Regions from separate parts of the Mus musculus genome. Here region 1 is linked to region 2. A link is a loop called in an ENCODE intact Hi-C map of the cell type or tissue named here. Cell type or tissue: gastrocnemius. All regions are shown on one strand. Each heading gives the region's core, and the rest is flanking DNA. Links, peaks and the distances in the headings are about the cores only. Region 1 overlaps Txn2 (thioredoxin 2). Region 2 overlaps Myh9 (myosin, heavy polypeptide 9, non-muscle).

Evidence for each region. Peaks named below come from ENCODE experiments on the same cell type or tissue, not always from the same donor. Only the 100,000 strongest peaks of a DNase experiment are listed, where the experiment ranks them.
Region 1: a loop joins it to region 2, with 5 times the contacts of the local background. A loop is called at or near these places in 38 of 42 quality-filtered maps.

Annotation. Positions count from the first base shown.
Region 1 is chr15:77,910,388-77,925,319 of GRCm38, forward strand. It overlaps Txn2 (thioredoxin 2), which reads right to left. Exons shown (of 4, transcript NM_019913.5): 3 at 14,156-14,279; 4 at 4,664-5,470. The coding sequence ends at 5,357. Among named protein-coding and RNA genes, the nearest start is that of Txn2, 11 kb to the right of the region's middle. In gastrocnemius, for the core only: CTCF peaks have their summits at 6,993 (motif pointing left) and 10,755; DNase peaks (open chromatin) are centred at 6,995 and 10,751; H3K27ac peaks cover 7,401 bases.
Region 2 is chr15:77,775,074-77,790,005 of GRCm38, forward strand. Myh9 (myosin, heavy polypeptide 9, non-muscle) reads right to left here. Exons shown (of 41, transcript NM_022410.3): 10 at 14,795-14,890; 11 at 13,846-13,964; 12 at 12,437-12,589; 13 at 11,414-11,587; 14 at 10,020-10,193; 15 at 8,316-8,430; 16 at 6,249-6,442; 17 at 6,038-6,159; 18 at 4,917-4,986; 19 at 2,695-2,855; 20 at 1,818-1,926; 21 at 730-861; 22 at 1-207. Among named protein-coding and RNA genes, the nearest start is that of Apol8, 27 kb to the left of the region's middle. In gastrocnemius, for the core only: a CTCF peak has its summit at 7,562 (motif pointing right); no DNase peak of the experiment used is centred there; H3K27ac peaks cover 233 bases.

The sequences.
Region 1 (14,932 bases), core at 2,860-10,859, 130 kb after region 2:
CCACTGGTAGTGAGGGAGGGGGTAAGTTGGGAGCAGGGGAATGGGACTTTGAGGTACCATCCAGCCTGCCTTCTTGGGTAGGACCCCAGTTGGTTCCCATTTCTCCTGGGAGCATGGTTTCTTCCTCCCTCCCTCTCTCTTCCTCCTTTCTTCCTTTTCCTTTCCTTCTTTCTTTTTTTCTTTTTTGATTTTTCTTTTCTTTTTCTTTCTTTTCTTTTCTTTTCTTTTTTTTTTTTTTTTTTTTTTTTTGAGACAGGGTTTCTCTGTGTAGCCCTGGCTGTCTTGGAACTCACTCTGTAACCAGGCTGGCCTCAAACTCAGAAATCCACCTACCTCTGCCTCCCAAGTGCTGGAATTAAAGGCGTGCACCACTACTGCCTGACCCTTTTTTGATTTTTCAAGACAGGGTTTCTCTATGGAGCCCTGGCTCTCCTGGAACTTTGTAGGCTAGCTGGCTTCAAACTCAGAGATTCTCCTGCCTCTCTCTGCCTCCCAAGTCCTGGGATTAAAGAGGTGCACTATCATTGTGCCATTTTTCTAGTGCTAGCGTTTTCTAATTTGCAGCAGGAAGCCCAGGGAGTCACTCACACACCACACCACTTCCCTGGGTCAGGGTCTCTGCATGTATGAAACAGGAACAGAAGCTGTGAGCTCAGATGGGTATGTTAAGATACAGAAGTGAAGCTTGGCCCTGTGGGCATCAAGAGACCCATAGGAGGTGGAGGAAGGCAGTGGGCCAGAGGAGACAACCACTTAGCTGTGTTTACCCAGTAGACTGGCTGCAGGTAGGGCCCTGACCCACCTCCCAGACACTCCTGCTGGGTGTCAACAGAAGGCAATCAGAGCTGGGGGGAGGTGTGGCAAATTAAGGACTCAGGGTGAATTCCACTAAGCATTCTCCAGGGGTGAGGTCACCTCTGGCTCTCCGGGGCTGCTGGAGTTCAGGGCAGAGGAGGCTGTGTCAGAGATCAGGGAGGACGCAAAGTCCAATGGAAGACCAGTAGCCTGGGCTAGGCATGGAGCAGGGAGAGCCAGGGAGAGCCAGGGAGAGGAAGGTTTACCTAACTTCTCCTCCTTCTCCTCCTCCTCCTCCTTCTCCTTCTTCTCTTTCTCTCCACCTACCATCTACCTACCTTTCTATCAATCTATCATCTATCTTTTTTTTCTCTATTTTATTCTATTTTTCTTAATACCTAACACTTCTTAAGCTCTTGCTGAGTGACCGAGTATTTAAATCTGCCATGTCCCCTAATCCTACCCAGATCCTTAATCAGCACTGTTATGAACCCCAATTTACAGGGGTGGATTTGGGTCACAGCATGGTGAGAGCCTTGCTCCACAGGGAAAGCAATCTGTCTGGTGAGTATCTGTAAAATGGCAATACCATCCATGCACATCATGGTGTAGGAGGATATTGTGAGGACTGGGTAAGATGGCACTGGCCACATCACTCAGAGGGTGCAGGCCATTGTCAGCACCTCCATTTTTCTGATGCAAGACTCATCATCTCACAGTCAGTGGGCTGACCTAAGGCTGTGTGCACGTAGTAGGTACAAGGGAAGGATTTGATCAGGACCTGGTTCTTCCTGCACTGCGGAGGAGTGACCTGTTGGAGGTGATATTCCTATTTGGCTAATAGCCGGTGCTCTGGTGCTCTAGGCATTGGTGAGGAACCACAGTAGAATGCCTGGAAGCCTTGCTTGCTGCCTAGCATCCTGTCCAATGAGGACATGGCCCTGACATTGTTCTCTGGACCCTGCCTGTCCAGGGCCCACAGGACAGGAATTTCCGCAGCCTGGCCAAAACAGCCTTCACTTTCTGGGAAAGCTGTCCCCTGGTAGCCACGGCAGGGGGTGAGTAGGTCCCTGATCCCCTGGCCAGGCAGAGGCTTCTGGTAAGAGCGACTATGGAGAGACATTGTCAACATCCTTTGAACCTTCCAGGTCTGGGCCTGGAGGCCATTCCCATGGAAACGCAGTGACCTCTACACTCACCTCTCTGACAGCCACTGGGATACAGAGTCAGAGCGCTGGGATTCAGTCCTAGTCTATCCTTCCCTGTGCACTCAGAAGGGAGGTTGGATGGTATCCGAAAGCTGCCCGTGTGCTCCAACACCAGCACAGGGGTGACAAACAGCCTCCTCTGGGGTCTTAGGAATGCAAGCTTCTAGTTAGCACAGCCAGTCTCCTTTCAGTACTGAACACTAGAAGGTACTTAGTTAACTGGGACTCAAGGGTAGAGTACGCGCTGCTGAACGTGTGCGAGGTCAGGTTCCCATTTACAGACATGCAGTAAGAGGAGTCTGTTTGTGACCTCTGCTAAATGCCAAGGTTCCTGGTGGCTGGCCTTCCCTGGGGAATGCAGTCTCTGCATTTCCTGCAGCCCCCTCCCTCTGTGCTCAATCTCCTGTGACTAAGGGAGGCTCCTGCTTGCCTGCAGGGTCTAGTTGCGGGAAGTAGGTAAAGATGCTTCCATCTCTGCTTCCGGCCCCCTGGGCCAGCCTCAGCAGCCACAGGCAGGCAGGCAGGCAGTCCCTGGCTCGGTGTGCAGGGGAGCCTGTGGTCCTTTGTCTCTCACAGGCTTCCCACCTGGTGATAAAAGGCCTTCAGTAGTAACATCAAGCATGGTGGTGTATACTTGTAATTCTAGCACTCAGGGGAGGTAGGGGGACCACCTTGAGTTCTAGGCTAAGACTCTTATCTCAAGTCAATAAGCAAAGTGAAAAGTGACTTGTTTTTCTCCACACTGCACCTGGGTTGCCCACTCCCAGATCCATAACCCTGAAGCCCCATGGGTGCTCTGAGGCCACCGTGGTGAGGTCAGCACCCAGAGTTAGGTAGCTCACCTAGTGTACTCTGTGCTCATAGCTGGTGACTCATGGATCATCACCGGCGAAGGCTGCCAACGTGGGACAGCTGTGTCTCTCGTCCCGGGCTCACCTTGCCCGTGGAAGCACCTTTTAAGGAGGAGTAACTTGGTTCCTGCCCTCGGCCAGGCCCTCCACATCCCTCTAGGAGTCATACTCCCACTTGGGTTTGTATCATCAGCCAGTCAGTTTTGAGATGTGACTTTGGGCAGGTCCATGTCTCTGAACTGGATCCTTTGCTTATATACGGAAACGATCCTTGCCTCATCGGAGTGGAATCAAATGAGGTAATGTATGTTAAAGTGCCTGGCGAACGGGACCTTTTAAGGGGTGGCAGTGGGGTACAGTAGGGCAGACTCTGAGTTTTGGCCACACCCTCTTCCTTTCGGAGTATCCGAAGTTACTCAACTCAGCTGGGTCAGTCTTCTGTAAAACAGGCCCACGCTCCTTCTTGACTTGTGACATGAAAGCTATACATTTTATATAGTTTTTTATTATTATTATGTCTAAGTACACTGTAGATATCTTCAGACACACCAGAAGAGGATGTCAGATCTCATTACAGATGGTTGTGAGCCACCATGTGGTTGCTGGGATTTGAACTCAGGACCTTCAGAAGAGCAGTCAGTGTTCTTAACTGCTGAGCCATCTCACCCGCCCTACATTTTATATAGTAATGGGGGCTAGGGATATAGTTCCGTTGGTAGAATCCTTGCTTATCCTGTATGAAGACCTGGGTTCAATCCCCAGCATTGCATAAAACTAGGGTTGGTAGTACATGCCTGTAACCCTAAAACTCCGGGGTGGGGGGGGTGATCAGGAGTTCAAGGTCATCCTTAGCTCAAGGCTAGCTAGGTGTACATGAGACTGTCTCGAAACATCAGGAGGGCACAGAAGACAAATGCCTGGCCACTGGGGTGAGCCTCATGGCCTTGGCCATGCTCTGTAACCTCTGACCCTAATGTACTTCTTGGAGTCTACTGCGAATGAAGACACTGACCACACCTGGTACTCAGGAGGGGCTCCCCTGACCAAAGGCTGTCGTTCACCTTGCTTGTGGTCTCCGCAGAACAGTTGCTAGGCCAGCTTTCTCCCAGACCTGAAGGCTTTTGGACCTCCATCCTCTGCCCCATTCTGTTTCACCAAGCCTTTTCATTTGTCCTCAGGTGGATGCCCATCTCTCAGAGAGTGATAATAGAAAAATATATGTCATTGCGAGGGCTGCACACACCAAAGGACGCTGCAAACACAGTTCAGGGGGCATGAGAGCCCTCTGCCATCAAGGACTGGGGACTTGCTGAAAACAGGCATCATCAAGTGACAGTGTCCCCTTACCCCTGGGAGAGCGACGGGCTGGGCTTTCTTGGTTGGGCAGCTTGGCACTCTATAGACAAGGGAGCTGGAGAGGGAACAGGATGGGTGGAGGGTCCGGTCCCAAAGACTAGACCTTCCTGTGGGCATACATGGGAAGAAGTGCCACCCAGCCAGGAGGGGCCAGAAACCAGTCCAGGCAGAAGGTCCCAAAAGGCTGAGGGAATCCAGGTCTCTGAGACAACCCCTTTGGCTAGAGCCCAGCTGCACTCCTTAAGCCCTTGTCTGCATTTTGGGAAACAGCACAACCACCTCTGGACCTTAGAGAGGATGTCTATGATGGCACACCCAGACCAAGAGCCATGAAGAGTGGGAACACAAATCATGAGAGGGGTGAAGAACCCAAGAGGAGCTGGGGACAGTGGTGGGCCCGGGAATACCCGTCCATCCCAAGTGCTCAGTGCCCACAGAACAGCAGCCAGTGGCAGTGCAAACCTGGTTTTATTGGTCTGACTTGTTCACAGCTCCTCCTCCTGCTCAGGGACCCAGAACCAAGGCCCAGCTAACTCAGGGAGGGGACAAGGAATAGAAGGGACAGATTTAGGCTATGGGGTGGGCTCTGTTCTTCACAGCAAGAGGTAGAAGGACCACATAAAGTTCTTTATTAGAGACCTACAAAAAAATGAGAGAATTATACATTACTCTCACTTGTTCGGCTTCTGGTTTCCTTTTCAAGCAGAGGCAGGAGAGGAAATGTGCCAGAGGCTGATGCATGGGGGCTGGGGCTTCAGAGGGCCACAGAGATGGGGACTGGGCGACCACTAGTGCGGTCAGGCTACAGGCTGGCCCAGGCTTTCTCCAGCATCTAGGGGAATGGCAACAAGCCCCGGAAGAAGCACACAGTAGGTGCACAAGAGGAGCACACAGTAGGGGGTGCACAAGAATGACCCCCACACCAGTGGCAGCACTGGCCCTCTCCAGGCCACCCGGGCTGAGGGCTGGCTCTGAAGTGCTGGTGGCTCTTAGGTTTGGAGGGTCTGCTGTCACAGGCAAGACCCACCAGGATAAAACAGAGGGGCAGGGCAGGAAGGATGACAGCTGAGGGCTGGGAGTTCTACTAGGCTTCTCCCCAAAACAGACTTCCAGCAGGCAAGGGTAGTCAGGCCTCCTCTCTGCTCGTCAGCCAATCAGCTTCTTCAGGAAGGCTTCTAGCTGGTCCTCGTCCTTGATCCCCACAAACTTGTCCACCACGTCCCCGTTCTTGATGGCTAGCACGGTAGGCACAGCTGACACCTGGGTGAGGGAATCACAGGGTCAATCACTTGGAGTTGACTGTCTCTTGTGTATCTTCCCTAAGCCTCTGTGGAGAAGGCCAAGGTCACAGGAAGGGCCAAAGGAAGTGGGGTCTTTGCTTGGAGGAGACCCATCCATTAGAGCTTCTTCTACTGCAAGTTCCCAGCATCCTCCTCTTCCCTGGACCATAGGACCGACTCGCTGGTCCAGTGGTGTGTGTGTGTGTGTGTGTGTGTGTGTGTGTGTGTGTGTGTGTGTGTGTGCTGTGGGCCAGGCTGCTTCCCGAGCGCCTCACGGCCTCTTTCTGGGTCCTGGCCATGCATGGTTTACCTTGAATGCTTGAGACAGAGCTCAGGGGTCGGGGATGCCAGCTCCAGGACTGGGCGGCCCAACCTCACTCCTACCCCGGGGGAACCTGGTAAGCCCTTTAGTACCTCAAGTCTCGGCTTGTGGAGACACCGACAATGTTTTCAGTTGAATACAGGAATGCCAAGAGACACATGCTAGGATGGCACAGGGCGCAGGGCACACTGTGGGTATGGTGGAGCTTGACCTGCCCAGGACCACCTTGGTGGGCTACAGCTAACGGTTATGCACAGAGTGGATGGGGACAGTCCTATGTGATCAGAGGCTTTAATTCGGGCTGGCAGAGGGAAAGGGGCGCTCTTGCTCCGTGAGGTACTGCTTCCACAGCTCTGGAGACTCAGACAGATTACACGAAATGTATGTGAGGATTTCACGTATATTGAAATCCTGGGGCTGGAGAGATGGCTCAGTGGTTAAGAGCACTGTCTGCTCTTCCAGAGGTCCTGAGTTCAATTCCCAGCAACCACATAGTGCCTCACAACCATCTGTAATGGGATTCGATGCCCTCTTCTGGTGTGTCTGAAGACAGCTACAGGGTACTCATATAAATAAAGATAAATAAATCTTAAAAAAGAAAAAAAGAAATCCTGGCACGGTGGGCTGCCCAGAGCTTGGTATTTTGAGAACCTGTATACACAGAGTAAGATGAACGGGGACCTAGCTTACATACAAGTTAACTAGAAAGCAACAAGAGTGGTGCACAGAAACCCACCAGGTCTTCACACAGCCTGAGGGCTGTGGGGTGAGTCATCTCAGAGGCCAGACGGAGATGATGATCAGAGTGGGCTGAAGAGAGAAGTGAAGGCCACTTGGCCCCATCCTACAGTCCTTGCCTGTCATGTGACAGGTCCTAATGAGAAAAGCACAGCACGGAGGACACAGTCCTTGATTTGATTTGATTTGATTTTTTTTTTTTTTTTGTATCTCTGGTCCTGAGGGTGATGTGGTGATGTGAGTGGCACAGGGTATGTGCCAGCACCAGGAACTGGGCTGACCATGAGTGTCCCCAGTCACAGCCTTCCTGCGGGCTCTTGTTCTTGTCAGACTCTGGCACAGGTGGTGGCATTAACAGCCCAGCATCAGGCTTGCAGTATCTCCAGGAAAAGGCAGGGACCAGCAAAAGAGGCACCAGGAAACCCTGTTAAGTGTGTTCGTGCGCCATCTAGTGGCTGGTGAATGAGCTGCAACACCCGGGAGCTGGCAACTTAAAGGGATGCAAGCTCAACCACTAGCTTTTAACTTGGCTGAAACATTCTATCCCTTTAAAATAAATATTCCGGGTTTTTTTTTTTTTTTTTTTTTTTTTTTTGAGACAGGGTTTCTCTGTATAGTCCTGACTCAGAAATCTGCCTGCCTCTTCCTCCCGAGTGCTGGGATTAAAGATGTGTGCCACCACACCCGGCTAAATATTCCATTTTTAAGATGTAGCTTAGGGTTGGTGGTGTGGCTCGATGGTAGAGTGCTTGCCTAGTAGGCATGGGGCCTGGGTTCCATCCCAAACCCTAAAACAAAACAAGGAGCTTCCCTTTGTCCGGTCCTTTTGGCTTGCCTAAGCAGGCCTCTCCTCTCCCTTTGAGACATTCGGAGTGGATGGAGTTTCCCTCCACGACGGTTGTGCTGTGTGTGCAAACCTCTGAGTGTGCTGGGACACACATAGACCAGGCTAGTGTCCATGACATTTGAGGCCTGGTCACTACTCATCGAGGGCTTCCTCCTAAGCCTGAGCAGCACGTGCAGCTGCGGGCTCCAGAGCACCGTTTCTAGAGGGCATCTGGGCGACGACAGGAGGCCAAGGCTTCTGCTGTGCAATCACGGAGGCTCGGGGCTTAGGACAGGCCATCCGCAACAATACATGGACCCTTGTACATAGCCCTTGTCTCAGTGGTTAAGAGCACTGACTGCCCTTCCGAAGGTCCTGAGTTCAAATCCCAGCAACCACACGATGGCTCACAACCATCCGTAATGAGATCTGATGCCCTCTTCTGGTGTGTCTGAAGACAGCAACAGTGTACTTACATATAATAAATAAATCTTAAAAGTGTTGGGAACACAGAGACACTGATGAGACACACCTTCGCACTTCTGGCAGGACAACAGGAATCCTGCAATATCTCGGGTCTCACCCTAACATACCCGCTAGCAACTCTGCTAGGAGACCATTAAAGGTCAGGACAGCAGGTACCACAGGAAGCTGGTGACCTCTGTGGCTGAGGAGCACAGTGCGGAGGATGTTTTAAATGCCATGGAAGATCCTAACTACATACACATAAGCAAGCACATAGAATGCGGACGCCTAGGTTGGTTCATTTTTATTATTTTTGCACGTGGGTGCTGTCACCGCAAAAACGACATCCTAACCCTCCCATGCCATTATTTTAGATACGAGAAGACTGGGGCTCAAAGCACCAATTTTAAGAGGACTCAGAAAGTTAAGCAGGGATTCCAAACAGGAAACACAGTCTGTTGTTTGGTTTTGCTTCTGCCGGAGAGTAAAGGGTAAGAGGCAGAGGGAAAGGAGACCTCAGCAGGGTAAAGGCAATTCAGAGAAGCATCCAACGACACCATGCTTTAAATGAAAAATGTCAAATCAAAGATCTTGTAAAAGCGAATATAAGAGCGTTCTCAGGAAACCCATTATTGTCAGGCATGCCACCTTTAATCCCAGAGCTCAGGAGGCAGAGGCACAGAGATCTCTTAAGTTCAAAGCCAGCCTGGTCTATAGAGTCAGTTCCAGAGCAGCTAGGACATAGAGAAACCCTGTCTTGAAAAACCCAAGACCATTATTTAACTAACAAAGCAGGGTTGAAAAAATGGCTTAGTGGGTAAAGGCACCAACCACGCCTGATGGCCTGACTTCAAGTCACTGGTCCCACACAGCTGAAGGAGAGAACAGACTCGTGCGTGTCATCCTAAAACCGTGCAGAATGGGGCTGGAGAGACAGCTCGGGCGCCATGCAGCTATGAAGACCAGAGTTTGGATCCTAACACCCACGGAATATTGGGTGGGTATGGTGACCACCTACATTCCCAGCACTCCAGATGCAGAGAAAACCCTGCAGCACCCAGGCTAGCTGATCCGTGAGCTCTGGGCTCAACTGAGAGACCCTGCCTCAATAAATAAACTGGAGAGCAAACAAGGAACATACCAACAGCACCTTTAAGGCTGCATGTGCCCAGGCACCTACTACACACACACACACACACACACACACACACACACACACACACACGCACGCACGCACGCGCACACACGTCTGTACACACAGCCATTTAGGAATGACAAATTTACATCCTTCCTGAAACTCTTGGGTCATAGTCTTCTTTTTATTTCCCCCTCTTCAGGAAGAAACCCGGGACTTTTGGCATACGCCCTCAGTCCCAGAGTTTGCTCTTTGAGAATTCCATAAATGGTAGGTGTGGTGGCCTCCCTGTTTGTTGATTCAGCCTCAGAGGGCAGAGACAAAGGATCCTTACAGCGATCTGGCTAGCAAGCCCTGGGTTAGAGACCTTCCTCCATGCACAGGTGATGAGGGTGATTTCCAGCGTCTACCTGGGGCCTCTACATGGATGCACGGGAGTGTGCACATAGACTCCACACAAGCATAGCCACGCATTATGCACATCTGAAACATGGGAAGGAAAAGAAAGGACAAATATTCCAGGAAGACCAGGGAGGTCACGGGGTAGGTAGAAGCACTCATCACAAAGCCAGACAGCCTGAGCCCTATCACTGAAACCCACATAATGGAGAGAACCAAGGCCTCAAGTTGTCCTCTGACCCTACACACATACAGGCCACGCTCAGCTTTGAGAGGCACTTATTTTCAAACAGGGGAAGTAGGAAGGATTAAAATAGCACATAGTTTTAAACTAGTTAGCGATTTGTCTATAGGGGTATACATAGTAAAAAGGAAAAACAACCAAAACAAAAAGACAAACCAGGCTGTGGACATGGATTGGTAGCATAACCATGTACCCAGCAAAGCCCTCAGGTTCATCCCAACTTAAGCTAGGAGTGGTGGTATCTGCTTCTGGGCTTGGGTCCAGTCTGGATGGATCACACAGGACATGACAAACCCCACCCCTCTCTTCTCAAAAAAAAAAAAAAAAAAAAGAGGAGGAAGAGAAGAAGAAATAATAATAAATAAAAGTTTCAGACGAGCCATAGGAGCAACAGTGATCAGGTTACAGGAATCTCCGCTTGTTTTCCTGCACGAAAGGATCATACCTTCAAGTGCAAGGCTGAGAGAGTAAAAAGGAAAAACAACTGCTCCCTCCCTACTTGTCCCCCAGCAACTGGCAAGGTCTCGGTGGTCAGGAGAGAGACAGAGTGAAAGCCTTGGGCTCCCCAAGATGAGACTATGCAGAATAGGAGTGGGGGCTGTCGGGGAACCCCGAGGACTTTCCTTCCTCCTCCTTCAGTCCAGTCCAGTGGAGGACGGATGAGGGGTCAGGAGGGCTTGGGAAAGAGCTGGCTCTGAGAACTGCTGTGAGCAATTCTGACAAGCTTGCCTGCACATCTGGAAGAGTAGGAGTCATCCCAGGGGGCTGGGGATCACTTGGTGGCAACTTCCTTCTTGGCTTCTCTTTAGAAAGGCTAGGTACAAGGGAAGGGAGGGCAAAGAAGAGACAGGATAACCCTGTTGGGATTCATGGGACCTCAGTGGCCCCCAGCTCAGGGCTTGACAAAACAAGGAGGCCGAGAGGAAGAGATGCAAGCTGGCGCAGGGGCCTTTCTGTATAACCCCGGGCACTGTGTAGACAGTGGGCAGGCAGAGGTCCCAAAGGACCCCTCCCCCTTCTTCATCACAGGCTGCCCACTCATCCCATCCTGGGTTCACTGGAATGGAGGAGGAGGAGGAGGAGTTCCAGTGCTGGGAACTCCAGTTACCCCTGGGATCCACGGGACCCCTGCTGGTGGAAGTCTGCTTTGCGTGGTACTAGTTCCCAAGCTCTGGCACATGGGTGGCTGGCCTGCAGCTTTCTGCCAAACACATGATGCTGATGCTAATGCTGAGGCCATCGTGGGAGCACCTGGAGGTCCTGGGAGGTGGCCTGGAAATTGTAGGTTGACCCATGCCCCATGTCCCTGTGTGGCTCCAGCCCTGAGTTCTTAACAGAAGGCCAAACATTCACACCTGCTAGGGCCTTGGGTGTGAATGGGTAAGCTGGGGAAAGCCAAGGGTGTCTCAAAGGTTGAAGGCCCTTTCCCCCACCCCCCACCCCCACTGACTGAGCAATGAATGGGTGGGAGGGCTTAAAAAGCAGCAACTCGGGCTGGTGAGATGGCTCAGTGGGTAAGAGCACCCGACTGCTCTTCTGAAGGTCCGAAGTTCAAATCCCAGCAACCACATGGTGGCTCACAACCACCCGTAATGAGATCTGATGCCCTCTTCTGGAGTGTCTGAAGACAGCTACAGTGTACTTACATATAATAAATAAATAAATAAATCTTTAAAAAAAAAGCAGCAACTCCCTCTACCCAAGGCCCAGAGTGACCTGTGCTATATATAAAGTCTCAAGGATGACCTTACATCAGCAGCACTTATAGGAAGCCCTGTCTTCCCAGCATGCACTTCCTATCTTCTGCCCCAGGCAGCCTTATTTCCTCCCTTCGACTCATCATCCCGCTTTCCTCCCTTCGACTCATCATCCCGCTCTCCGTCCAGCTCAAGGGATGGGCAACTTTACCCACACTGTCCACCCCCGTTTCCTGCCATGGGCTCTGGTCAGAGGATGGGTCTCCTGATGCTTTTGAGGAGGTAAACCTGGTTAATTAAGCCTGTGTGTCTGAACTCTGAACAAAAGCTTGCCCCTCCTCTCAGCCTCTCCACTCCAGAGGGTGGGAAAGTTTCACCCTGGCCTTGGGGTTTCAAGAGAGGTGGAGTTTCCATAAACTTCTTTTGGGGGGAAAAGGTCTTGCTATCTCTCCCCAGGCTGACTTTATGTCCGGCTTGGCTTTACAGACATGTACCACCATGCCTGGCTCGCACAAGTCCTGAGTTTTAAATCTCTGCAACCACATTTCCTTTTCTTTAAAACTCTCCAGAGCCAGACCAAACATGTCTGTGAAGCAGAGCTGGTCCCCAGGCAGCCAGGTGTGACCTCGGCCCTGACAGAGTGTCACTGTCGGCGCCCAGAAGCTCCTGTTCCAGTCTGTTCTGCTCTCCCAGACACTGGGCCTCCCAACCCTGCTCTTCCTTTCCCCCAGCCATAGCCACAAAGAACCTCTCTTTCTTCAACTGCGGTGGTGGTCCAGGGCCCACAGGAGACTGCACCACCCCCACCCCCACCCCCACGGTCTGTGGCCAGCCCAGGGCCTCTGTCTGCCCTGCCTAGGGGCTCTTTCCTGAGACACGTAAGCTTCACTCGCTGCTCCATTCAGGTCTCTGTTCTCACGTTACTTCCTCTGAGACGAGAGTCCTCTGAAAGATGTGAAGGTGCGTGCCTGTAAGCACTGCCCTTAGAAGGTGGCAGAAGATCAGAGATGCAAGGCCATTCTTAGGTGGTGACGCCAAGGCCAACCTGAGCTTCAAAAGATTTTCCCTCAAAAGGCCAAATCAAAGAACAAAAAAAAAAAAGGAAAACGAAAGACCTCCTCCACCCCTCCCCTCCCCGCATTTCCTCTCTCCACAGCATCCATCAGAATTTGGACTTTACACAGACGTCATTGGCTGATTGTCCCCAAGCCAAAAATCTGAACACTGGAAGCCAAAGTGTGTGTCCGTGACTGCTAAGGCCTCTGAACTGGGAGCCCATACTTGAAAGCACCGAGTGGACCATGTCCCTCGGGCTAAGTTCCACTTGCTGCCCGAGGCTGTAAACACTGTGGCTGGAACATGCTGCGGCCTTTACTTTGTCCTGTGGCTGGGGACTTCAGAGAGGGCTCAGCCCTCACTGCCCTGAAAAGCCTCATGTGTCTGCCACTTGCCCCTCAGACACTCAAAGCCCTTTTTCAAAAGAAAAAAAAAAAAGAAAATTGCAAACTTGTTTTTTAACTTTGATATTGTTTATTTTAATGTTTTGTTTGTTTGTTTTTCAACACAGGGTTCCCCTGTGTAGCTCGGCCTGTTGCTCTATAGACCAAGCTGGCCTTGAACTCTCAGAGACCTATTTGCCTCTGCCTCCTGAGTGCTAGAATTAGAGGTATGAGTTACCACAGCCTGGCTGTATGTGAATATTTTTACTTATTTAAACTTCAAAAAAGTTTATGGGTATGGGAATTTTGCCAACAAAGGCCAGAAGAGGGCGTCTGAGCCTCTGGGACTGGAGTGATTGAATTGAATCCACGTCCTCCAGAAGAGCAGCCAGTGCTCTTAACCACTGCGCCATCTCTCCCACCCCTCAACTTTCCTGAATGCTCTTTGGTGCGGTCAGAGTGTGTTTTGTTTTGAAATTTCCCCTTTATGTGGGTGCTTTGTCTGTATGTCATGTCAAATACACCTTGGGGATGCTACACTAGGGGAGGCTTGAAGAGAGCCATATCCCCTGGGGCTGGTGTTACGGATGTTTGTGAACAGCCATGTGGGTGCTGGGGATTGAACCAAGGTCCCCTGAACACGAGTCAGTGCTCTTAACTGCTGAGCTATCTCTCCAGACCCAAGCTCAGTGTAGTCTGCTGCCACTTCCTGCACGTCAGGCAAAGGATGCCCACACACACAGGCCAATCCCTTCCTGTCTTCCTTGTTTTTGTAGTGAGACTTAAGGCACCATTCTGGCTCCTTCAGGACTTGGTGTCCAGCTCTCTTCTTCTCTGCACCCTTCACTCACAATTCAGGTCAGAGGCTCTGGAATGTGACACTTTCCCCGTCCTGGCCACTCCCTCAGAACAACCTGCAGTGTGTCTCTTTTCAGACAACTTTTCATTTCAGGGTAAAATGATCATCTCGCAACAGAACAAGGGACACCTGGGGACACGGGTGTCCCCTTCTGTCCCCTTAACTCGATCACACATGCCAAGGCTCATAAAGCAATGGCTGGAAGCCAGTGAGGTGGACAGGGCAGGAAGACCTGAGAGGATGGCTTGTAGTCAAATATGGTGGACACTCCTATAACTCTAACGCTCGAATGGCTGAAGCAAGAGTATCCGGAGTTCAAGGACAGCCTGCATGATATGAAACCCTATCTCAAAAGAACAATGACACAGGAGGACCTAGTGGTCACATAATCCACTTCCTGAGGGTGTCTGTGGATCAACAGAGCCACGAGCGCAAAGCCCCGAGACCTTTGAAGAGCTCCAGAACAACAGCAGACACGTCACTTACTGGTCACAGCGCACCTGCCTTGGCTTCCCTGAGGCAACGCTCTGCCAACACCTACCTCATATTCAATGGCAAGGTCTGTGTGATCGTCAATGTCCACTTTGGCCATGACCACCTTCCCGTGCTGCTTGGCGACCATCTTCTCTAGCCGCGGTCCTAGGATCTTGCAGGGGCCACACCACCTTTGGAGGTGAGAAGGGACAGTCAGCCCTGAGTGCTCGCTGCTCCACATTTCTCCCCAGAGCCTCCCCGGGCCCCACATGGATTCTGAGGGGGGAATGGAAGGGATAGAAACCCAGGAGCGTCTGCAACGGCCAGCCTTCGTGCTGGAACCTTCTCAGAGCTAGGCAGAACCTTCAGAGACAACGGCCCCTGACAGAACCAGGGCATGTGGAGTTCTTACAGATGACAGGATGGCAAGCACAGCCTGGCAATGGGGCGCAGTCCGGTAATTCCTGAACTCGGGAGAGGGGTCTCTGGGCATGCCCATGGAGGGTTATTCTGATGATGTAAACCAAGGTGGGATAGAGCCACCAGCTGTGGGTGGGTGGGTGGCTCTGAGCTAGGATTCTGAGAAGGAGAATGTGAGCATGCAAGTTAGGTGCTTGCCGCTGGGAGCCTACATGCTGGGAGAGTCAAGTCCAGAGGGCTAACCTCCAATCTCCACATGCATAACATGGTACGAGCATGTATGTATGCACACACATGATAAATAAATGTTTAAAAAGAGGGGTGTGGGAGGGGGAGCTGGGGAGTTGAGCACAGCAACGCTTTGCTTCACTATGGATACAATATGGCCAGCTGCCCCAAGCCCCCGCCACTGTGATGGACCCTG
Region 2 (14,932 bases), core at 3,569-11,568:
CTGGATGTTCTGCTGCATCTTCTTCTTCTCGGCCTGCAGGTACTGGCAGCGCTCCTCCTCCTCCTCCACCCTGGCCTCCAGGTCATGGCAGATCTCCTCCAGCTCCTGCTTCTTCGCTGTCAGACGGGCCCGGAGCTCCTCAGCCTCGGCACACAGCTCTGTCTCCGCCTGCAGCTGCTCCTGAAGCTGCAGCTTCTCTGCCATGAGCTGCAAAGAACACGTGCAAAGGCTAAGTTCCCTGCGGCCTCCTTGTAGTCCAGATAAGAAATGTCCCCCGAGGCTGGCACGAAAGGCTTGTTTGCCAGTGGCTGGCACTGTTAGCTGCTGAGAGCTGTAGAGCAGAGGCCACTGGCACACATCATTGCAGGGAATATTGGAGTCCTGGCCCCTTCTTTCCCTCTGCTTCCTTAGCACAAAGAAGTGAGCCGCTCTGCTCCGCCACTCTCTGTCGTGGCACTCGGCCTCAGCAGGGGCCTGACCACAGGCTGAGTCTCTTCAGCCCTTTTAAGTGACTTATCTTAGGCACACTGTCACAGCAACAGAGCTGGTGTGTACCCCTCAAGTAGCTCCAGGGTGGGTGCTTATGGCTCAGGCTCCCGGCTGACAACTGCTCTCCCACTGGACTTGACTGCAAAGGTTTTCTAAGCAGTAAGCTAGCCGGCCTGACGGTGACCAGCAGGGGGCAGCACTGAGCGCAGCTGGGATTGATGGGTGGAGACTGACACCTACCTGAGACTGCATCGTCTCCATCTCTGTCAGCCTGTTCTCTGCAGCCAGATGTTTCTCTCGAACCTTTGTCAGTTCCGCCTCCTTGGCTAACAGCTCATCCTCATGTCTTATTGAGTTCAACAGGGGCTTGACCTGGGAGAGGAGACACAGGCAGAGTTGGCCCACCCCTAGAAGCTCCCTCACCTCTGGAATGCAAGCTCTAGAGACGACCTGCTACCTGGGGAGGGGGTACAAGCAGGTACAGCCTTCCTAGAAGTCAGTCTGGTACAACATGCAACAGGCCTCTGATTCGCTTAATTACGCTGCACGGAAACCACGTCTACGCGTGCATAAAGATGCCCGTGACAGCGCTGTTTATAGGCCCAAGACTTAGGGGTGAGCCATCTAGCCCCTAGGGAACAGTTCCTAAAAACTGACGCTGATAGGAATTCTAAATACAAAGTGCAAGATACAAGACTATGTACACAAGTCGAAGCTTGGCTATGTAAGAGTGCGTACAGTTTACATAGCTGAGACTCACTGCGAGTGAGAAATGCAGAGAGATCATGGCATTGGTTCAGAGTGAAGGGCCCGTGATTTAGTTTTAGGGTCTTTCTAATGCTTTTTTGGTATTTAACATATGTTATATATTATAAACTAAAATTGACAGAACAAGTTGCAAAGGAATTTTTTTGAGACAGGATCTCTATGTAGCTGTCCTTATTCACTATGTAGACAGAGATCTGCCTGCCTGCCTCTGCCTCCTGAGGGCTGAGATTAAGGCATGTGCCACCACACGCAGCTTGCAAAGGGTACTTTTAAAGACTGGGGGTATTGAGTGGATGTTCTGAGCAGCTGGCTGCCATGGGGCACCACAAGAGGACAATGTGTAGGTAAGGCAAGCCCCTACCTACAAGAGCTGCTCTCTAGTTTGGCCCAACCCAGACACTGGCATCCACAGCAAACAAGTGGTGGTGCTGGCCGACACTTGGACAGGACCAGGTTAGGTTCACACTGCTGAGCCCTATGGAGCTACAGGAAAGGCTTGTGATGTGGGCAACAAGCCCAACTCGAGCGAGAGGAGGTTGAGCTGCCTGTGGCAAACCCACCTTGGTGAAGAGCCTCCACCACTGCCAGTTGCGCAGCCTGAGGTACGCAGCACAGTTCCTCTGTAGGACCTTCATGGCGGTCAGCTGTTGCTGCCTCTTGGCAAAGGCCCTGGAGAGGAAGGCACAGTCAGCAACTCAGGGATGAGGAAAGCACATACCGGCAACCCTGGCTCACGAGTCACTCAACACACATGAATAACAGGGCTCAGGTCACCCAGCCACTGCCCTGCACTGAGGTACTTTCAGGCATAAAGGACCTATAAGAACCAGTGATCTACAAGAACTTAGTGCAAGATCTAACTGTGGTCTTGGTCATGATTTCCGTCTGTGCCCAGGGGACGTGGGCTCTCCAGCCCTGCCTCCTCCCTGCCTGGTGGACAGCATCGGCAGCTGATAGGCTGGGAAGTGGGTGGTAAGGTGTGGGGGGAGGGGCTCCCTTTCTCCCGACACCACAGCTCATGCTCACTTCCAGGGCTCAGAGCTCACACTGGGACTGTCCTCACTGGGACTGTCCGGGAGCACGTCTGCCTGCTGCAGCAGGGAAAGCTAAACATGCTGATCTTACACTGTGAGCTCAGGGTGTCCATGGAGCATGACAGGCAGGGACAGGCCTGGGTGTCATCCCCACATGCTGACAAGGGAGGATAAAATAAGCAGACACTTGGGACAGTCAAAACTCAGTTGACTGACTCCCACTAGACTCCTTCATAAATAGCCATTTCTGCCCATTGAGAAATTCAGGAGGCAGAGGGACCACAAGACCCTGGGCCAGTCAGGTTCCACGAGGCCCCAGAGGCCTTCAACCACAGCTGACTATACTGCCCTCAGCAGCAGGGACACAGGTGAGGTGTGTGGGGTAAGGGTCCCTGCAACGTACTTCCTGGCCAGGTAGCCCCTGCAGCAGGCCTGGAAGCCAATGATGACATCGGTGATCTTCAGGTCCCGCTCTTCCTCCAGGTGGGCTAGCACTCCTGCCCGGAAGAACACTTTGCTCTGGCCGATGCGGTACAGGTTGCTGTCAAGCTCCAAGGCTTTGATCTAGAGGGAGGAAAGCAGACCACTGACTGCACCACTCTGCACACCAGGAGAAATGGCCAGGACTTGCCTCAGCCCAGTTACCCCAGGGGGGTCTCAAAGAGTGGCTGCACCTCCTGAGGGAGCCTTCTGCCCCTGGACCAGAGGGCTTGGGTCTCGGGGACACTGAGAGTAGGCGAAACACAGAGCAAGGTGACAAAGCAGACTGTCAAAGAAACACGGGACTCTTCAGAGACCCTGTCCACTTCCTGCCTCTGCACCTGGAGTCATACTCCACAAATGCTCCATCAGGATGTCCTCCACTGGGAAGCAGCTCAAGCTCGCTGGCATCAAAATTAAAGTAAGGGCCTGCATGGGCCTCAGGACCCAACACCTCCTGGAGACCCTGGCTTAGCCCTCTCTTGAGGCCACTTCCGTCAACTATGTGGGAGTGATGCTTTAGTTTAAAAAGAAGAGCAGACACAAAGCAAATTAACAGGGCCTCTTTCCCAGTAGGGCCATGGGCACCACCGAAGAGAATGTCAGAGCACTCAGCACAGAGCCCAAGCACCCAGTGAGCCCCAAGAAAGTTTTAGTCATCATGACAAACGTGGGTAACTCCAGCCAGGGCAGTTGCACTCCTTGGATAGCCCACACAGGGTGTTCTCCGTTGTCAACTGACTGGATTTAAAAACCATCCAGGAGACATGTCTCTTGAGTACCTGTGCTAAGAAGGTTCCAAAGATTGCCTGAGGAGGGATAGGTGCCACCATCCTATAGACTGGGGTCCTGAACTGAATAAAATGGGCAAAAGGAGAAAGCAGCTGAGTGCCGCTCATTTCTCCTGCCCGGTGAAGACGCCATGGGATCAGCTGCCTCCCTGCCTTCCAACCATGCCCTCTTCTCCATCATGATAGGCTCTACCCTCAAAATTTGAGTCAAAATGATCCCTCTCTTCCCTGAAGTTGCCTTTTGTCAAGTACATGGTCCCAGCAATGAGAAAGTAACTAACACAGACAGATATGTGCGCCAGCCAGCTAGCCAGCCTGTCAGTCTGGGAGGGATTTAGAATAAGGGCCCACAGGCACTGTCAATGAGTATTCTACATGGGTTCTGGAAGACACTTGTTCCTAAATTGCTGTCTGTCAAGAAGTTCTGGTGGAAAGTCAGAAAAGTAGGGATGGGTGTGGGCCTGTCACCTGCCTGTCCCTAGTTCTCTAACAATGTGACAAGACCTAGGAATAGCCATACGCATCTTTCCTGAAGAGTCAGGGAGAGAATTCTGATCCCTGTGAAAGGCACATAGGCCACCCCACAAGAAAGTGGCTAAGTCTGTGGAGAAAAGGTAATCCAGACTGCAGGGGAGACTTCCCCCAACCCTGGCCTCTCCACACTGGCTGACGAGCATCTGGACAGCAGACAGCATCCCCCTGCCCTACGACCTTCCCCATCCCCATCTCCCAACCACTAAACGTAAGTATTGAGTCTTTTTTCTTCCAACTCTTCATATCAGCAGCCCTGCTTTCATGACTCTTGAAACAGCAAGCAATGGCTACTCAAAGAGGCCAGGCCCGGAATAAAAAGATGCATAAGAAACACAGGAAAGGGCTCAGGGTGGGACTGAGCCCCCAAGTGTGGCTATGGTGCACTGGGACCATTGCTGATTAGACCAAAACCCAGACTGTGCACTGCTCATCAAGCCAGGGCAGGGCGAAGGGTGTAGGCAGGGAAAGTACAAATGTTGGTTCGGCCCCTGGACCACTCAGCCCTGGCTGTAAGCCAGCTGCTTATGGACGCACTGAGTACACGGCCAAAGGAAAAAGGTCAAGAAAGCATTGGGATTGTTCCCCAATAGACCAGAGCAGCTCCTGTCAGAGTCCTATCTCCTTTGGCCTGGTCCTTGGGGTTTGTCCTGGTTCCAACATATCCCTGACTACCCGATGCCTTTGAGGGCAGCCTCTCAGGGCACTAAGGAAAATCAGAACCTAAGCACAAGCAGAGACCACACAGCACGGGCACCTGCAGGTCCAAATGACCACTGGCCACGCGAAGGTGCCCACCCCGGGGAGCTGCAGCAGGACTCACCATGAGCACACACGCTTGCTTGCCATCCATGAAGCCCTTCGGGATGGAGTTGGGGGTGAGGATCTCATACCTGGGGGAGGAGAGACGTTGGTCACTCTACCCACACTTCACTTCTGCATGGACTACACCTTAACCAGAACCCAAGGCCACCCTTGAGCAGGGCTGCAGTGCTGTTCACTGAGTCTCCCAAAGATGGGACTCCCACCCCAGCCACACCCTGCTCCTTCCCTGGCTAAACGGCTACAGGGGAGTGAGCTTGGCGAGGACCTGGCACACTTCAGACACAGGAGTAAGCTGCGGGCCGTGCCTGTTTGTTCCCTGCTAAGCACAGAGTCCTCATCTGGGACCGAGGGACAGGCATGCTCATAGGTTCCCTGGACACCACATTTCAGCCATGAATAGACAGCAGCACCATGGCAGCATCAGCATTCAGCACTCAAGAGCAACTAGACAGATGACTAAGCCCAAGGCACGAGCCCCTGCAGAGACAGCAGGAAGCCGCAGCACCTGCCAACCCTGCTCCCTAAGTCCCTTCAGCGACCATGTATCTGGTGGCTCCCTTTGCACCCGCCCGTCATCAGCCCTCTAAATGAAACCCCGAACAATGACAATCTTGTCCTTCCAGTGACAAGATGGGGCAACTCTCCTCATGCCAGTGGTTGTGTTGGATCGATTCTCAGGCAGTTGAATTTAAGGTCCCGTTTGGTGGCCCTGTCTGGAAGGCTTAGGAAGTGTGTCACTGGACATGGGTTTTGAGAACTTAAATAAAGACTTGGTGCCATTTTGAGTTTGTTCTGCTTTCTGTTACAGTTAGAGATGTGAGCTCTCAGCTTCCAACTCCAGTACAGGCCTGCCATCACACTTCCTGCCATGACAGTGATTCTTACTCTGAAACTATAAGCCCCAAATAAACCTCTCCTTCTTTAAGTTGCCTTGCTAAAGTCAGTGAGACAGCAGTGGTACCAGAACTAAGAACCATCATCCCCGACAGGGCAGAGGAAGGGTGCAGAGACCCTGTTCGTCATACATGCCAACACAGCCCTGGCTGAAGGTCCCTTCAGCAAACAGGCCCCCGAGGCTTACTCTACATGTAGCTTGGGCCACGGCCCAGGTCAGCTCACCTCTGCCGGAACTCCTGGAAGACCACCCTGTTGGGAAAGCCCTGGCGGCAGATCCGGATGCCCTCAAGGACGCCATTGCAGCGCAGCTGGTCCAGCACCAAGTGCGGGTCCAGTTTGCCGGCCTGGAGAGGAAAGCACATGGAGACAGTCTCACTGTGGTACCCAGGAGCTAAGGAGCCCTGCTGCCAGGGGTGCAGCCAAGCATCCGCACCTTCTTCTCATGGTTGGGAATGATGCAGCGCACGAAGTTGGGGTTGGTATTCCTCAACGTGGCCATGAGCTTGGCCAGCTGCTCCTTGTACAGCTGTCCGACAGTACGGAACATGCCCTTCCGGGTCTTGAAGGCACCAGGTAGTGCTGTCTCGGACATTCCAGCCACTTGGTCCAAGCCAATGATCCGATCCACTGTGAAGAACATATAGCTTGTGAGTACCACTGCCACACTGAGGGGTCAGGGGCACAAGAGAGACGCACATCAAGACAAAGAGGAGAGTCTGTATGGAGCTGCAGGACCCTTCTGCCCTGAGCTGAGACGTACAAGGGTCTCTGGATAAAACAGATCTGACCTGGGGAGGAGGCAAGGGAGACGACAGCAAAGCACAGAGGCACATCTCTAGTGCATTGTCAAGGTAGATGTGCTCATGTCCCCTACTCTAGCCAGCCTGGGAAGGCCCTCCAGGGCTGATGCCCCAAGGTGAACCAATGAAGTTGGAAATGTGTTTAGAACTGGGAGGTTTCCCTGAGCTCGGCTCTGCCTTAAAACCTGGCTTAGCACATATAGATTCCTGTGGTTCTAGGTTAAAAAAAAATAGTATCTGAGTTCACAGTGACCTTTTCTTAAAAGCACTGGCCTAGGAGCCAAGCAATGGGATGTCCAGATATGCTCTGTCATCATAGACAGGATCAGAGGACTCATTGTGTAGGTCCCCCCCACCCCCCAGCAGAAACCTCTAAAGCAGGTACTGGGGCAATCCATGGGAGCGTTAGAAACAATTCTGAAAACCCAGTGCTACCCAAAGTATTCCTAAGGGTCTTCCTGGAACATTTCACAGTATTACATGGTACGTGGCTGCTGCCCATAGGTCTTTACCCTCTAGACCAACCCTACAAGGCATGGCTCGTATCTGTATAGTCCACACCCTGCAGCAGTGAACAGTTTCTCCAAGCTAACAACAAAAGCAAGCCAACCAAATCCAAGCACCAGCCACGGGTATCAGCTTAGAGCAAGGGCTAGTATTAAGTCTGAAGGCAGCTCTGACTTCAGTACTCCGTCATGGGGCCAGTTACATAGACTGGCCTCCAAAGCCTGGGGGTATGTGGCTGGAGGAAACACTTGAGTCCTAGATTAGGGGAATGTGGCCCCATGGCGACTGGTCCCTGTATGTCTCCTGCTGCTGACCTACAGGGCTAGTGCTCTCTGAAGATTAACTGTTGAAGGACCATACAGCTACCCTTCAGCTAGACACAAAGTAGCACACACTGCACCTGAACCTCAGGCAAGACACACAGCTGTGCAAACAGAAGACACGGCCTCTAGGGGGAGCTCTAAGGAAGCAGGGTTTTTTTTTTCCTATATGTAAAACTTCCAACATCCCAACCCAGTCCTTCAGAAGCATGGCTTTCTAGTGGAGGCCTGTGCCAGACATACTGAGGACAGGAACCCCGGGTAGCACAGGGAACAGGCACAGCCAGGCAGGAGGAGTCATGGGTGAGGAAAGTACGACAGACACGTGCAAAACGTGCACAGCCCTGGGTACGCCACACACGACACCCCAGTGCAGGCAGGCAGCCAGTCACCTGATTCTAGGTGGAGAATGGGAAAGCGGCGATAGAAATAGGCTCTCTGAGTGCTCTGCATCTCTGCAACAGAGAGGTTAAAGCAAGACCCAGGCGGAGGAGAGGGGAAAATGAGAGGCAGAAAAAGAACAGCTTCAAGGCAGCCAGCCTCCTGAGGAGGAGAGAGAGGCAGAAGTGCAGGGACGCTTGGGGGCTGCAGGCCCGCGTGGTTATGGCTGGGGCTACCTGCGGAAGGGGCCTGGCCACCTGGCCAGAGAGCCAGCCAAGCCTACGGAGCCTCTAGCCAGGAGGAGATGCCTAGGGTGCCGCTTGGGGCAAACTGTCCCTTTCAATTCAGACAGGTCTTCCTTGTGAGCGTCACAAAGGACAAAAGACACCTGACCAGTGTCATGGTCCTTTGTATGGTGGCTGGGTCCTGTGCAGACTGGGAGGAGGACAGGCCCAGTGTGAGGCAGGGCTGGAGGGCAAAGGGCAGGCGTACCATCCTTCCACAGCTCAGAGACAAACTTGTCTGAGGACTGGTGAAGCAGCGTGGCGATGTTGTCGTTCAAGGGGTCCATGTTCTTCATCAGCCACTCGTCAGCTTTATAGTCCACCTGCAAGAGGCAGAGACCGGCCATGAGTTGCTCTGGGGACACAGACTCTCAAAACTGCTAAAGGGACACGGAGAGCCCTGGTGTGAACAACCTCTGACCTGGTACAGCCATCCCCAAGAATCAAGTGACAAGGGACAGAGGCAACAAGACACTCTCAGAGGGGCTGCAAATGGAAGCCGGCCATTAAGAACAACACAAGCTGACATGGTACAGCTGAGGGAATGATGTCACAGCTAGCCACAGAATGCTGTTGTCTTTAAAGTAGTAAGAACACAAGCAAAAGTCCTTTTGATGTCCATCACAGACTACACTCCTGTTAACTAACGTTATTTCTGCTTTCTCTTGTCTTTTCGGAACACCCACGTTTCCTAGAACTGCATGCATTGCTCTAACCTTTCCAAGTACATTCTCAACAACACAAGTCCTACTTCCATTGTAGAGGATCCCCGAGCCTCATACAGGCAGAGCAGCAGGCACCTTGGCCTCCCTCCCTCTAGCCCACAGGGCAGCGGCTGCCTCTGAGGAACAGGATGGAGCTCCCTTTGTCCTAAGATCAGCACACACATGCTATAAGATGCTGAGCACTTCACCCCCCGCCCCCAACGCCCTAGGGAACAGATGCAGGAACACAGCTATTTTCATTGGTCAGACCCTGGGTGGCAGGCAGTGCCCCACCGTCCATGGGATGCACCATGCAGTAGCAGCATTCTGTGAGCTTCTGTGCTGGTGGCTGGGCACTGCTGGGAGGCAGGAGGGACCGAAGGCCAGGAAGCCTTCCGAGGGCAGCTGTGTAAACAGTGCTTTGGTTTTACTGCATTTTTCTGGGGCATTTTAAGAGAGTTGCTTCAGCAGCCTAAGGAAGCACACGGACCTCACAGAAGAGGCCAAACAACACATGCCAGGGGAGCATGGAAAAGGCTCGAGGTCACCACTGAAGAGGTGCCAACCGTCCAAACGGTGCGCCCCAGCTAGTACTGAAGACTGCGGAGAGCAGAGACTGCCGAGCAGAGAGCAGCTTCCATCTTAGCATAGGCTAAGTTAGGCTGAGCGCAGCACTACCACACACCAGCTGTGTAGCCCCACGACAATAGCTGCTATCTACAGCAGGGACAGCTCCCTTCCCCCGGTGATAGAACACGACTGGCAATGTCTGGAGACAGTGTGGGAGGGTGCGACAGTCGGAATTCTGTGGGAGAAGCCTAGGGTGTTCTCAACACTGCAGAAGCACAGGCACAATAAAGAGAATCGGCTGCTAAAAGCCAAGGCGCCTCACCCTGAAGAACAGGAGCTCTCTCGTCTCTGCTCCCAGATCGGGAGACAGAAGCTCAAAGAGACTAAGCACCTTGCCCCAAAGTCACTCAGCTCCTAAGTATCAGGGTCTCGTTTCAGCTCCAGATTACAGCTCCAGCCCCTCCACCCCTAAAACATACAACACCACAGCCCTGACACCCAACCATAGTCTTCAAGCTTCCAACACCAGAGCTAGGCCTGGGTGAAGGGGCTCTGAAAGCCGGGTGCAGCCTTGCTACTCTACCACACATTAAGACCTCTGCCTGGGCCACACCTCCACCCTTCTCTGGCCGCCTCACCTTGCCGGCATAGTGGATAATGCAGAAATCAGCCTTGTCCTTCAGTTGCTTGGGCTTCTGGAACTTGGGGTGGGTGCCCTGCTCCTGCACCACCTTCTCCACGAAGCTCTTGTCAGTGGCCTTAGGAAACCAGCACTCCTCATCTAGCAGGGCCAGGATGCCTGGGGGACCCGCCTGGAGGAAGGGCAGCAAGGGCACAGGGTGAGCAGGGTATAGAGCTACGCCCACCCACGGGAGGATCCAGGTGCGCAAATCCTCATAATTCTCACACAGAGGATGGGCATTCTCCAAAAGGGAAAAACTGTCACTGAGATCAGGAACTGCATTAAGAACTCTGTTTTAAGACGCCTCTGGAGTCTGGGCTTCCACTGAGAGACGATGCACTGTAGCGGGTCTTCAGCAGTGACAGTCACTAGTGAAGCCAGTGAGACTGACAAAATGCACAGCTCCACGGCCACACCCCGAAGTGTCTAGTGCCAGGATGCTCAGAGGCTGCTGTCCTTGGACTAAAGGCCCCCCTCCCTAAGCCCTGGCCCTCACACTGTGACTACACCACTGCTTAATGAGGAGACAGGAGGCCTAAAAGAGAAGAGGAGAGGACAGAGCCCCAGAGACCCTATAGTCTCCTGGACACTGAACTTCTAAGAGATGGTTGCTCAGTCTGACACTTTGGAGCCAGACAAGGTCCTGACAACTAGAGATTCAATTAAGAACAAAAACAAGACCTTGAAAGGTCAGCATCAAAGTACATGTTCCATGTCCCACTGTCACTGACAGTGTTTCAAAGTGCTCAGACTTTCTCCTGGGCCTTCTGAGAATCTTTCTATGTGACTCAATGTCTGGGGTATTACAACCAGATCATCCAACTGCACTCAGGAGTTGACTCAGAGATGGAAACAGGTCAGGCTTCAATACAGTGCACAAACCCAAAAGCCCAAACCGAGTGCCTTGAACTCCATCTAGCAAGAGCTATAAATATGCTCAGATTTAAGGAGGAGGAAGGCTTCTTCTAGCCCCAGCCACCTCAACAGTCAAGGCCATGGAATAAGTGCTGTGTGGCTGTGTTGGCTCCAAGCAGATTAAGGCTGGGTTTTATGTGAATGGCTGCACAGTGCTGTGCTATAGCAGTAGGGGTAGGGGGGGGAAATCTTACTTCACAAAAGCATGCCGTTCCTTTTAAGACAAACTGGTCAGCACCTGCTGGATCTAAGGAAAATAGAGTGTTCGGGCCCCAGTCACACCCCCATTCAATTAGGGCGACTCTGACGAGGGTCTGGGCTATGAGCTCTCTAGACAGCAGAAGACCAGACACCCACAGCCAGCACGGGACTGCAGGTGTAGAGCACGCACTGCAGAGAGGAGCGAGGCGCCAGCTAGACCAGTGCGGCTCTTACCGGCTTCTCAATGAGGTCGATGCAGGGCTGCAGGTCCAGGCCGAAGTCGATGAAGTTCCACTCGATGCCCTCTCGCTGGTACTCCTCCTGCTCCAGGATGAACATGGTGTGGTTGAACAGCTGCTGCAGCTTCTCGTTGGTGTAGTTGATGCACAGCTGCTCGAAGGAGTTCAGCTGCAGGAGGAAAAAGGCATCAGAGAGGTCCCTCCTTCCAAGCAAGGATCCAGGACCACGGGGAAGGAGAGCGCAGGGAAGGTTCGCTGTGACACCTCCAAGCACTGCCTGTAGGCAGCAGGCGGCCAGAGATCTGCCATACTTGTGCCCTACTCCACAGCAGGAAGGCTCTGCCCTCTGTGGACAGCTGTGCTCTCTAGCAGGCTGACAAAGCCCTGCTCAGGATTGTGTTATGAGATAAACAAAGTGGCTGAGCAAGGAAAGTGCTTTGTTGACTACGTTAATCAAGCACCAGGACGTGGAAATACATCTGTGCTCCTCGTGAACAAGGATTAGCTGCGGGCTTCCTCTCCAAAGACACACAGATGAATGAGAGTGACAGCAACAGATCTCTGTGACTCTGCTGATACCACCATGGCAGCGTGCTATACTCAAGCCACAAGGGGAAAAGTTACAACTCTTCAGTGAGCTCCTGGGTTCTCTGAGGTCCTCCTGTGAGCTGCAGATGTAGGCTCTCGCCAGCTCTTCCTACTGCACCTCAAAGCCTTCACGAACAGGAACAATGTGTAGCCTCAAAGTGCAAACTCTGGCTGGGAAAACTAGCAGTCAGGCAGCATCTGCCCATGAAATCTCCAGGAGCTTGACCTCAAAGGCCAGCCCCTCTAAACCTGTCGGCTGGCCGTGGGCACGCGCCTGGGGGGTTTAACGCACACCAACAGGGTTCCGATGCAAACAAGATTGCCAGTGTGAGCAGCCACGGGACCCTGACCAAAACAAGACTCGGGACTCAAGGAGATGCCAACCAAGAAGCCGAGGGGGAAGCCTGGGAGTGTGAAGGCCACAGCTTACATCAAAGATCTCAAAGCCAGCGATGTCCAGGATCCCGATAAATGAGGCGCCCTGCCTCTTGGTCTTGTCCAGAGCTTTGTTGATGCGAAGCACCAGCCAGCGGAACATCCGCTCATAGGTAGCCTTGGCCAAGGCCTCAATGGCAAAGTCAGCCTAGGAACGACATCCGGGGACATGAAGGTTAGATACAAAGTCTGAAATCTGTGTGCCTCTGCCCCAGTGACTTCACTGTGAAGCTTTCCCCAGAGACAGCCTAGGCATGGAAGATGGGGAAGGCATTCTAGATCCTCACTGACGTTCTGTACGATGACAACAGCTGGAATGCCCCATGCCCCACAGCACAGTGAACCCAGATATCTGCAAAGACCTTTGTTAAAACAACAGTTGCATAAAGTAAAAAGAGGTAACATCCCAAGGCTTGCTTCGAAATGACACAGATGAGGAGGGGAAAGACTGACCAAGACTGGAGATCTGCTCAAGTTCCTTGGGACAGGCACAAAAGGGCCATTCTATTGTTTTTCATGTTTCTAAAGCTCCATAATAAAAAGCCAGAATTGAAACGAAGTTAAAGGGAAAAAGAGTCTGCAGGAAATAATAATCCTCATGGGTAAGACAATAAATAAACACTGTTGCTTGTTCTGACTTTGTTGTATTTTCTGAAGTGTTTTTAGCATTTTTATTGGGGGGGGGGGCATCAAACTGTCTTGTTAATTGTTATAGACATGAACAGTTGGCAGCAATTAGGAACACTGGCTTTTGAAAAAAAACATTCTTGTCTTTTCTGCCATGGCCCTTATCAGGAGCAGCCACAGGCTCCCAGCTATCCAGTGGGATCCTTTAGGAAGAGCCTTGATCATGCCATCTTCCAAGAGCTGGCGCCCCATAAAACCCCATGACCAGAGCCATGGACAAAGCCAAAGGAGGAGGAAGTCTGGCCTTCGAGGGCAGCAGGCCCAGGAATGACAAGAGCACTTGCTTGGCAGATGGTAAAGACCCTGCTTGTCTCTCAGCACTTGTAGCAAGGCAGCAGGTGGTAGAGAAACAGCTACTTGGCCTGAGTTCCAAAGATGATGGGGCCACTGCTGGTACCAGGAACCACGGCACAGAAACAGTGAGGCCTCGTTTTAAGCAAGGCAGAGTGCAGCAGCATCTTGAGCACCTAGCAGCCTAAAGGCAGCACTTGCCAAAGGTGGACCTGGGCGTGTCCCTCAGCCTTGGGTCTTTGCAGCGCTGAGCTCTGGATAGGAGCGCTAGTCAACAATTCCCACACAGCGGGCAGCCCAAAACAGTCTCACACTGCACAGCTGCAGGAACATCTTCCCAGGAAACACCCAGGCCATGTGACACACACACACACACAGAGAGAGAGAGAGAGAGAGAGAGAGAGAGAGAGACAGACAACAACATACCTGCTCTTTAGTCTGCGCCTTCTGCACATAGTCTCTGCCCACCTTGATGCGTGGGGTGAGGATGCCTCTGGTGAAGTCGGTCACATTGATCCCCAGGAGGTGGGACACCTTTTGAGCAGCTAACAAATTCAAAAAAATCAGGCAAGGGTGAGACATGGTTTAATTAAGCCCACATGTAGCCTGTGCAGAGAAGAAAGATGCGAAGGCAAACGCAGTCACTGAAGCTAGCCATAGTGTAGGGCTCTGCACACGGCAGGAGACCAGAAGCCTCAACCAGTGTTAATGCAGGTTTCTATCCAAAACCAGGCCTTCAAGGGAACAGGCCCACCCGAGGCCCAGCAGTATATAATCTCCCAGAAGTATCCAGTACAAAGCCACATACAACCCACGTTGAATGTTTTTAAGAAACTGCAAGTGAAGACAATGCTGTAAGACTCAGACAAACAGGAAACAGTAGTGGCTGAGAGAAGGGAGTTACATGGTGTCACATCCTGACCACTGCAAGGATGAAGCTCAGGTTACTTTGTCCCTCAAGCAGAAATGGCTTTTAGCACCAGGACAAGTGGTTTGTCTTCAGAAACAAGTGAGCAAAACTCAGGCCAGGAAAGAAGACCCCTCGGTCCCCTTAGCTCACTGGTGCAGATACTTGCTGTGTGTAATCAACATTTGTTCTAAGGAGGGCACAACAGTACACAGCTGGAGGAGGGCACAACAGTGCACAGCTATAATCCTAGCTACTAGGACAGGTGACTGCGCAGCACCTCAAGCTCACAGCCAGCCTGAGCAACATGGCTAAAATCCAACTCAAGAAAAGCCCAGAAACCTAAAAACAAAACTGGCGGGCCACACACCCACAAACACAGACAGAGTTAGGAAGAGAGGAGGGTTTGGCACTTCGGCTGATTTTCTCCTGAGCACACCCTCAGTTCAGACGAGAGCCTGGTGTTACCTGTGTTGTCCGGCATGGACGCCTGGTCAGTGTTCCGCTCCTTCTTGAAGGCAATGTTGCCAAGCTGAAGGACCCCAGAGATGACCCGCAGCAAGCCTGTGGTGTTTAGGAAAGACAGGCCAGAGTGGACAGAGGTTG